Regions from separate parts of the Homo sapiens genome. Here region 1 is linked to region 2. The links are chromatin contacts, found by Hi-C or POLR2A ChIA-PET in ENCODE. All regions are on one chromosome and are shown on one strand. The core of a region is the stretch at or near the end of the contact, and the rest is flanking DNA. Distances in the headings are between cores, read along the strand shown. Region 1 has its middle 33 kb from the start of LINC01991. Region 2 overlaps LOC105374264 (a long non-coding RNA gene).

Region 1 (4,634 bases), core at 1,704-4,203, 65 kb after region 2:
GAAATCAAATTTACTCAGAAATTGTTTAGGGGGATATTCAAATTCTAAAAGAAGAGTATTATGTGGCACTTCCAACTTGGAAAGGACCAAAGGAATAAGCATTGGAGGGGGAATCAGGAGACTTACCTTCTAATTGGGTCCTGTGACTATTTCTATGAAAATTCATGTCACTGTATCTGCCACTAATTAGCAGATGGCTCTTCCAGGGCAGGGACCTCACATTTCTGGACCACAATTCCCTTAACTGTAAGATAAAAGGGTTGAGCAAAATAGTGTTTATTCTCCCTCAGTCACTGACTTGGACTCAGTTAACCAGTGGTGGTTCTGAGATCCAAACCCACTTCATTTTGAAATCCCCTTTAATATACCATCATTGGAAAAGAGTTGTACCAATCCCTTAAGATGGACCAACCCAGTTGGGTGTCAGTTTTAGTGACCATGATTACTGGTCACTAACTGTCCCACCTCCATTTCCTGTGAAAGCAAGTTCATCTAGGGATAGAGCAGATTTCATCAGATTTTCATTTGTTTTGAGCTAAGCTGCTTACTAGTAGCCAGAGAAGGGTTGATAAGGAGAAAGCAAGCAATAAACAAACAGACTGAAATTTCGTTCCAGATCTTAAAATTGACCCATGCGTGGGACAGGACCCTTCCATAGACATGTTTAGGGCCAGTGACTCTGGTCTTCTCCCTACATAAATGGGACTCACCTGAGCAAAGTAGTTCTCTGTCTGTGGAAACCCTATATGAATAATGATCCCCAGCATTTATGTGGAAGAAGGCCACACTAGCCCAGGGGAAGTACTGGAAAGTATTTATGTGTCTAGAGATTCCAGCTAGTCAATGTCACAGCTAAGACTGAAACAGCTGTCTCGGGACTCAGTGTTCCAAGAGTTCCCCTGTTAGAATGTATTAAGCAGCTACTCCATGCTAGGTACCGTGCTAAACTCTTCAATACATCTTATCCCCTTTAATCTCTATTAAAAGCTCTGGGAAAGCAGGGATTTCAGCTGTCTTGTTTATAATTTTATCTCAGTCTCAAGAACATCACCTGACACTTAATAGAAGCTCATTAACTATCTGTTAAATAAATTTAAATAAGCAAATTAATGAGGGAGAGGTTAATACCCCCATTTTAAAGATTAGGAAATTAACGCTCAGAGAGATCAATGGACTTGACCAAAGTAAAACAAACAAACAATAATAGCAGAGCTAGCATTTGAGCACAGGTTTTCTGAGGTCAAGGTCAGTGCTCTTCCCAACAGAGCATAGCTGCCTCTCAGCTTAACCACCTTAAAAACCGAAAATAAAATCCAGTTTAATCCTTTCAAAAATGTAAAGTAAAATTTGTGGAGCAAGCATACATTTCTTAATGCTCATCAGTTTTTTAGCCATCCAAAGCCTTCAGAAATCATAAGTGACCGTGAATGATTTTCCCACATAAGCAATATTAAAGAGATTTAAAAGGATTCCATTCAACTGGAAAACAAAAATAAACAACAATAACTACAAAGAAAGCTTGCAAATTTCATGGATATCAGGAATGTCTTTCTGATGGAAAACATATTTCCCCCAAAGGTCCTGTGGCCCTGGAGAACACTGATTTGAAACGTAAGTAAGTAAGAGACAGAAGCTGACCGTCAGGGAACAGCGGGTTAGGAGGGCGTGCCAGCATATCTTGTGGAGGACCCATGGACTCTTCACTTTTAGTTGTCTACCTTTCCCATCCCTCTCCTCCACCACAGTTGTGCAAAGGGATAGGACGTACACTAATTCTTGAGGACCCTGTAACTGTGGACAAGGACCTCTTGACTTCAGCTTTCCCAAGTGTAAAATAGAGGGATTGTCCTAAATGACACCTAGGAGCCCTTTCCTCTCTGCCACAGCCTCTCTTTCCCTTTCCTCTGTCCTTCCCGCTTCTCTTCCACCTAGCTCTAGACGGCGCAGGCACTGGGTCCCAAAAGCGGCTTTGGGGACTCCCCGCCCTGCCGCTGCTGGAGCCTCCTCATGCAGCTGCACAGCTAACCGCTGCCTCACCCTGCACTGCTGACCACTCTGATTTACCTATGCAGATGAGGCAATAAATATACAAGATCTGCTGAAAGTGAAAAGTCCCTCATTCCTCACATTACTTTTAGCCTTCACTTTCCCTAAGCCAAGGGACAATGAATGACCAAGATAAGCCTCCCTTTCCAACACTGGCCTGCCTTAGGGACTCACCGTCTGCACTCCGCCTGCACAGGTGGAACTGAGTTCAGATGAGGGAGAATTGCTTTCCATTGTTCAGTAGGCTTTTTGTAATTTCTAGTTTTGCTTACCTTTCCTACTCACCACACACACAAAACAGTGTGAGCTTTCTCATTCTAGTGCATAAACACAGGTCGGTCAATACCCACAAGTGTTCCAAAAGGTGAGCTGGCATTGCTGCCCAACTGGGCATTATAGTCCCTTCTGTCCCTGCCCATCAGGCTTGCCTTCCTCGGCAACCTTTCTAGCTTGAATTGTACTGTGACTCCTTCTCACGGACCACTCCCGGAGACTGGTGAAAGTTGGGCCCATTCTTGAAGCCTCTGCTTCTAAATCATGTTTTCCATAAAGTCTCCCTCATCGTGCTTGCTTCCACCTTCTCCTATTTGGAATTACTGGTGGGCTCTTCCACTGTCCCATAGCAAGTGTTCTATACATTCTGAAGGCACATTTGAATATATACTTTGTCATGGTTGCTTGGAACCATGTCGTCTTTTCCAAGTAGGCTGTGAACATTCAGTGGCATGGATCATACCGTGCCCATGTTAAAATTATTCACTGGCCTGACTAAAGGTAATCATAACTCTTGATGCCGACTAATACTGCAGACACTTTTCTTTCCTACGGCTTCTACACTGGGGAAGACATATGGGGCTATATAAGGGTTAAATAGAAGCTCTGTGATTCATTCAGTCCCACCCTAAAATGCTTCTTCCAGCTTCTGTTGACTTCTCCTGTTACCAAGCATAAAACAAACATTACTGTCTCCCTCTCCCTCATACCTATTTTCTTGGTCCCCTGGGTTGCACTCCCTTGCCAGGCTCTTTTCTTTCTGATCCAGCTTTCTTTGAACATATTTATTTGCGTTTCACTCAACACGTGTCTCAAATTGCATCACCAGTTTAATTTGAGTTTTAAGCTAAGATGCTAGAGCTTTTCTCTTTCCTGTCCCAACAAGTACTCTTCATTCATGTCTTTATTAATTCTTCAGATAACTAAACAGCAGCCAAGACTTTGAGGGATGCAAATTCGAAAGTGATCCCTTTCCTGACTGCAAGGTGATCCCCGTCTGGTAGGGGAGATAGGACATGCACAGAAATAGTTAAAATACCAGGTAGATGGCAATAGGAACCCTTAAAGGGCAGGCCAAGTAATCGAGTGTTCTATACACTCCTGAGGGGGGAGGGGTCATTCCTCTGGGAAGGAAAGAAGAGGGTAGGATTAGGAAAGACTTCACAGGGGAGGTGGCATTTGAAGTGGGCCTGAAAGAGTGAGGTTGGATTTCTACTTGCAGGGTAGGAGAATTAAGCAGAGGGAGAAACACACTAGCAAAGGCTGGAGATGGAAAAGTACAGGACGAGAAGAGTGAGTCGTTTGCCTGGGTTGCAGCACTGCATGCTCAGACGGGAGCACTGAGGAATACAGCTGAACAGGTAGGTTGAGATCCATGTTGCGGGGTGGAAAGGAGCCGGAAAGGACTGGCACAGGGAGACCAGTTGGGAGGCTTTTGCAACCTCCTGAATGAGAAGTGAGAGGGCGGTGGTAGTTAAGAAAAGTAGGATGGGTGTGAAAAATGTTTCAACAGAGATGCCTAAATTCTTCCAACTCACCTTGACTAATTCTGCTTAATAATGCATACACCTGTTTTCATTGCAAGCATTGTGCTACCTCTCCCTGCCCCCACTTTAGAAGCTTATCATTTTATCTTCCAGGTGCATGACTTTCTGCCCAATTACTTGTTTTCAACCCATCAGAGCAAGTCAAGCATGCATCTCAGAAGTCTCACTGTCACACTTGGCCTAGGTTGCCCCCGTGCACTGTCTCTGTTCTCAGTATTCTGCCTCTGCATACCCACAGAACAATAGCTCTAAGTTTCCCAGACCCTCGTGTGGAGGCTTGGTCAAAAGGCGAAACCTGAAGAAATACTTTAGCACAGGATGAAGGAGGAAGTGGCAGAAGGGTAAAACCAACCCCTGTCAAACTTCACCAAGTGGCTCTGCCCCGGACTCAGCTCCACCACATCCTACTCTTATTGGGAGGCCAAGCAAGAAGGACTAAGGTGACTGGGACCTGGGCAGTGGGAGAATGGGCAGTGGGAGAAAGATCATGAGGAAGCAGAAGGGGCTTTGTTTTGGTCCAGGGAACCAAATCCAGCACTATAACCGCCACCAGTCCTGGGAGTCACTGGCAGAAAAAATCAGAACAGGGAATGCAAAGGTGCTGCTCTGCCTCTACTGAGCACCCCTCCCCATCTCTAAGACTCATTCTTATATTCTATAAAATGGGGATTATGACATCCACCTGTGTGTCCTGTTGACCTGTTTGTAAAGGTAGAATAAGGTAAGTGAGTATGAAAGCACTTTAAACATGTAAAGCACTATATTACA
Region 2 (4,118 bases), core at 1,558-4,057:
GTAGATTGCCACATGGTTCAACTCCTCTTCTCAGGTGAGAGGTATTTCTCAGGTGTCATAAAGCATGCAATTGTCAAATGCACATACAAACAGCAATATAGGCAGTAGTGCCCGTGCACTTATTAAACATTCATTCAGTTGTCTTTCTTTTCTAAATTTAAAATATAAACAATTCTTGGTGGTTATGTAATTCTACACATGCAAAAAAGTTGCATAGAAGCACACACACACAAATAAGTGCATATAAATACGGGAAATACAAACAGACTCTGGCTTGTACTGATGTCCATTTCCTTGTTTTAACAAGACTGCAGTTATGCAAGATGCTACCACAGAGGAAAAGTAGGTGAAGGGTGCAGTGAGACCTCTCCATTTTCTTTCGGCAGCTTCTTGTGAAGTCTATAATCATTTCAAAAATTACATAAATAGAAGTTCTAACATCCTGGCATCCCAGTAGATTCGCTGCACCTCCAGGAGACTGCACCCTGTTGGAGCCATGGCCTTGGTTCACCGTGAGACCTGGAGGGAGGCATTTCCACTCTTGAGGCTAATTTCCCTCATCTGTAAAATGCACAGTTTGGCCCAAAGCTCCACTCAGCTCTAAAATTCTAGGATTGTATATGCACAGTTTGGTGTAGGGAGGTGTAAATCTCACTCAGATTATGAGCCAGCTCTAGGTGGTGAAGGGAAATGTGCTCAGCTGTTTGATATAAAGTCTGCTTTCCTGGAAAATGAACTTGGAGCCATTTACCTCTTCCCATTGGCTCCTTCAAAGGGTTTTCTGACTAAGGAAACACAGAAAGTTTGAAAATATTTTCATCAAATACCTTGAAAACAGCATCACCAAAACCAAATAAAAGGAAAAGGTAACATTACTTGCTGAAGATGATGACCTCTCTACTGAACCTTCAGAGTTGATTTAGAGCACATGGAAGCTATTCTCTGCTTCCCTGACCTGTTTAGGCTGCTCAAAATGCTAGGTGCAGAGGAAAACACCCTTTTGGCAGCCAAGATGGAAGAGATATAAGTGGATTTGTAGTAAGAGTCTGGGCCTGCAGAAATTTGTGTCACCCTGACACTGAAGAGGGAAAGTTGATTGTTCTCCAATGCACAGCAATTAAAAGCTCATCTCTGGAGAAAGTCGGGAGGCAGGGGTTACATATATATATATATGTATTTTCACATCTGCAGACAATTTTTTAACCCTGGTAACTGATTGATTGGGATAATGTATTTACCTTGGATATGGAAAGCAGGAAGAACAGTTCTTGCGTGACTTTCAAGGTAGTCTATACCTTCAAGTGTTTTCAGCTATGTATCTTCTTTTGATCTTCTCTATTTTCTTGGATTTATCCTACAAAAATAACCACATGTTAATGAAAAGATAAATATATAAGTTTGCTTACTGCCACAGTGTTTGAACTTTAAAAGTCTGGAAACAATTTAAATGTCCAACAATAGAGGACTAGCGAAATTATGCCAGTGGTTTTAAACTTGACTAATGAATCAATAAAATAAGAAGAAATGACATAAGATTGACATCTTTAATTTTGTGTAATAAACATTTAAAAATACTAGTAAATAAAAATACTATTGTCCCATCAAATAAAGGATATTTTGACACCGAAAGTAAAGGGAATCCCATCACAATAAAAGGCCTCACCAGAGAAAAGATCATTGGCAAACCATGCCAACATATGAGAGTAGAGCAAGAGGGTCCTTAATGCAAAAAATGGCAAAATCTGAATAGAGTGTATAGATTAACATTAATATTGTATCAATGTTAACTTCATAATTTTGCTAATTATACTGTGGTCGTGTTAAAAGAATATCCTTGTTTTTAGGAAATACACCCTGAAGTATTTAGGAGTAAAAGGATATCATGTCTACAGCATACTCACAGACAGTTCAGAGAAAAAAAAAAAACCCTTCTATATATTTGTAGAAAAAGAACGATAAAGCAAGTGTGGTAAAAATGTTAACATTAGGGGAATATGGGGGAAGAGTATATGGAATTCATTGTACTATTTTTGCAACTCTTCTGCAAGTTTAAAATTATTTCATTATACAAAGCTAAAAATGTATATATTAAATTTTTATTTAAAATGCAGAAAAATACACTAATAAGTGTGGTGGAATGTTATAATGGTGGCGTTTTTCTTGGTATGAATTTGTTGTGCAACACCATGTCGTGTGCCACATCCAACTACTTCTGGCTCTTTTTTAAATTCACAAACTCAATTCCAAAGAAATATGTTAAAGAAATGGAAGTAACATGTGAGACTATATCACTTGATATGTAGATACTTGGCACTAAAAGTGAAGCAAGGAAGACCCCTGCCTGCTCTGCCTTTTCACCCAAGAACCTGGAGTAGGGATGGCTATGGCAAGCCTGCTGTCTGCCTCACGGTAGCAGGAGGCTTGCGGCTCAGAGTCCAGTCATGCAGAGGGCCAAATCCCCGTCTCCCAACACAGAGCGGGAATTTACCCCAGACAGGGACCACCTGCTATTTGATAGCTCATGAAATAGAGCACACACATACAATGGAACACTATTGTATTTACTTCTGGCATGCGGTCTTGGAAGTTACTTACGACAATACCTCTTTGCCCTCTCCTATCCTGTAGGGCATATCCAGATTAATCTCTCCAAAACATTTTCTGGCCCTTACTTACAAAACTTTTTTTTAAAAAAAAGACTCCTAAGCCTAACATCTAATGTCTTGCAGAATCTGGACCCACTTCTTTTCCCGAATTATTTGTCTCCTCCTATTCCCTGATTGAAGCTCCATTCCAAACATGGTATGTTAGCATACCTGGACAGAGCATGCATGTTTCACCTCAGAAGATTGCTTGTGCTCTGTCCTGTGCCTGGCATGCTCTTCTTGCTATTTTTTTCCAAATAGCAAATTCTTACCAATTTTCATCTTCAGGGCAGTATATGTAGGACACAGATTAGAACCCAAAAGAGACTAGATTCATATTGAAAAACCCATGGTTTGTGGATTTCTCTGCATTTTCGTGGATAATTTACAGACTCCAAAGAATGAAGAGCGATTGATGGAATTGTAAGCAGTCTGATTGGAATATAGATATATTTAGGGGTAGAAATCATCATTCCATACCATCATGCCTGGTAAATTTTATTAACATCAAGGCCACCCCACCCTTCTCTAATCCTACTTGTGGTCAACAATATCATTGGAATGGAATTTAAAGAATCAGCTCTTTCTACGAGATAATCCAAATTGCCCAATACAGAATTTTGAGACCGGTAAATTTAGTTCTCAGTTCTCCTCAACTGTTTCCCTTTCATTTCCTTCTTGGTTCATCCATAATGAAATAACATGTCAAGAGATGTACATTCTGGACACCAGGGCAAATAAAGACATTATTTTGTAGGTGGTGAAGCACCTCTTGGAAAAGGAAAGCAACTGCTCAAAGCCTCATGGTAATAGTGTTTGGTCTGTAAAAGCTCCTGAAGGATTATGTTTATTTTGCTCAATAAATATTGAATGAATAAATAGAGGCTGAGCTGGATCTAGAATAAGTTTCTTTTCCCCTCACCCTTGGTCCTACTCTCTTGCCAAGAGACTGCACTCTCTTTGGCCTTGTATTAGTGTGTATGCATCTGTGTCCTCTATTTTACTCTAACTTCTGGGAGAAGGAATCATGTTTTACTCATTATTGTCTTTCTCCTAATACCTGGTGAATATCTGGCTTTTAGAAGATTTTCAGTAAAGGTATATTCAATAAATATGAAAACAAATACCCATCATGTAAAATTAAAAGAAATTGGTCAGCTTTTTTTTTTTTTTTTTGGTATGGTTGGTTCATTTACATAAACTTTGCTTAACTGCATAATTTTATGAATATTATATCTACACAATGATACTATAGTAGGCTTAAGTGTTATTTCTTGCAATGTCTTTCATGACCACCCCAGATGTCATTAAAAGTTCTCTTTCTCCATTGTGTCATTGTACCTGTAATTATTTGTTGATACAGCTATGTTGGCCCACGGAGGAAACAGGATCTTTTTGAATTTGGAAACTGTCGTATTCGACTTTGTATCCACAGTATCTAATATTGAACTTAACATGCAGTGGTATACTAGG

The links. A loop is a pair of places that touch in the nucleus more often than their neighbours do. ChIA-PET counts read pairs that join two places held with the same protein, here RNA polymerase II (POLR2A). Pooled maps may share reads with other maps.
Region 1: a map of PC-3 shows a loop between it and region 2 (3-fold over the local background). The contact joins two enhancer-like sites. A Hi-C loop is called at or near these places in 1 of 168 maps with a recorded cell type or tissue (PC-3) and 4 of 50 pooled maps. POLR2A ChIA-PET finds 5 or more read pairs at or near these places in 2 of 52 experiments (A549 and CD4-positive, alpha-beta memory T cell).

What each region holds. Positions count from the first base shown.
Region 1 is chr3:187,940,843-187,945,476 of GRCh38, forward strand. No RefSeq gene overlaps it. Among named protein-coding and RNA genes, the nearest start is that of LINC01991, 33 kb to the right of the region's middle. Within about 2 kb of position 2,954, at least 3 of the 41 ENCODE cell types and tissues checked have a DNase peak (open chromatin) inside an H3K27ac peak, as active enhancers do; they include PC-3, where a contact is called at or near this core.
Region 2 is chr3:187,875,769-187,879,886 of GRCh38, forward strand. It overlaps LOC105374264 (a long non-coding RNA gene), which reads right to left. Exons shown (of 3, transcript XR_924813.3): 2 at 1,239-1,354. Among named protein-coding and RNA genes, the nearest start is that of LINC01991, 99 kb to the right of the region's middle. Within about 2 kb of position 2,808, at least 2 of the 41 ENCODE cell types and tissues checked have a DNase peak (open chromatin) inside an H3K27ac peak, as active enhancers do; they include PC-3, where a contact is called at or near this core.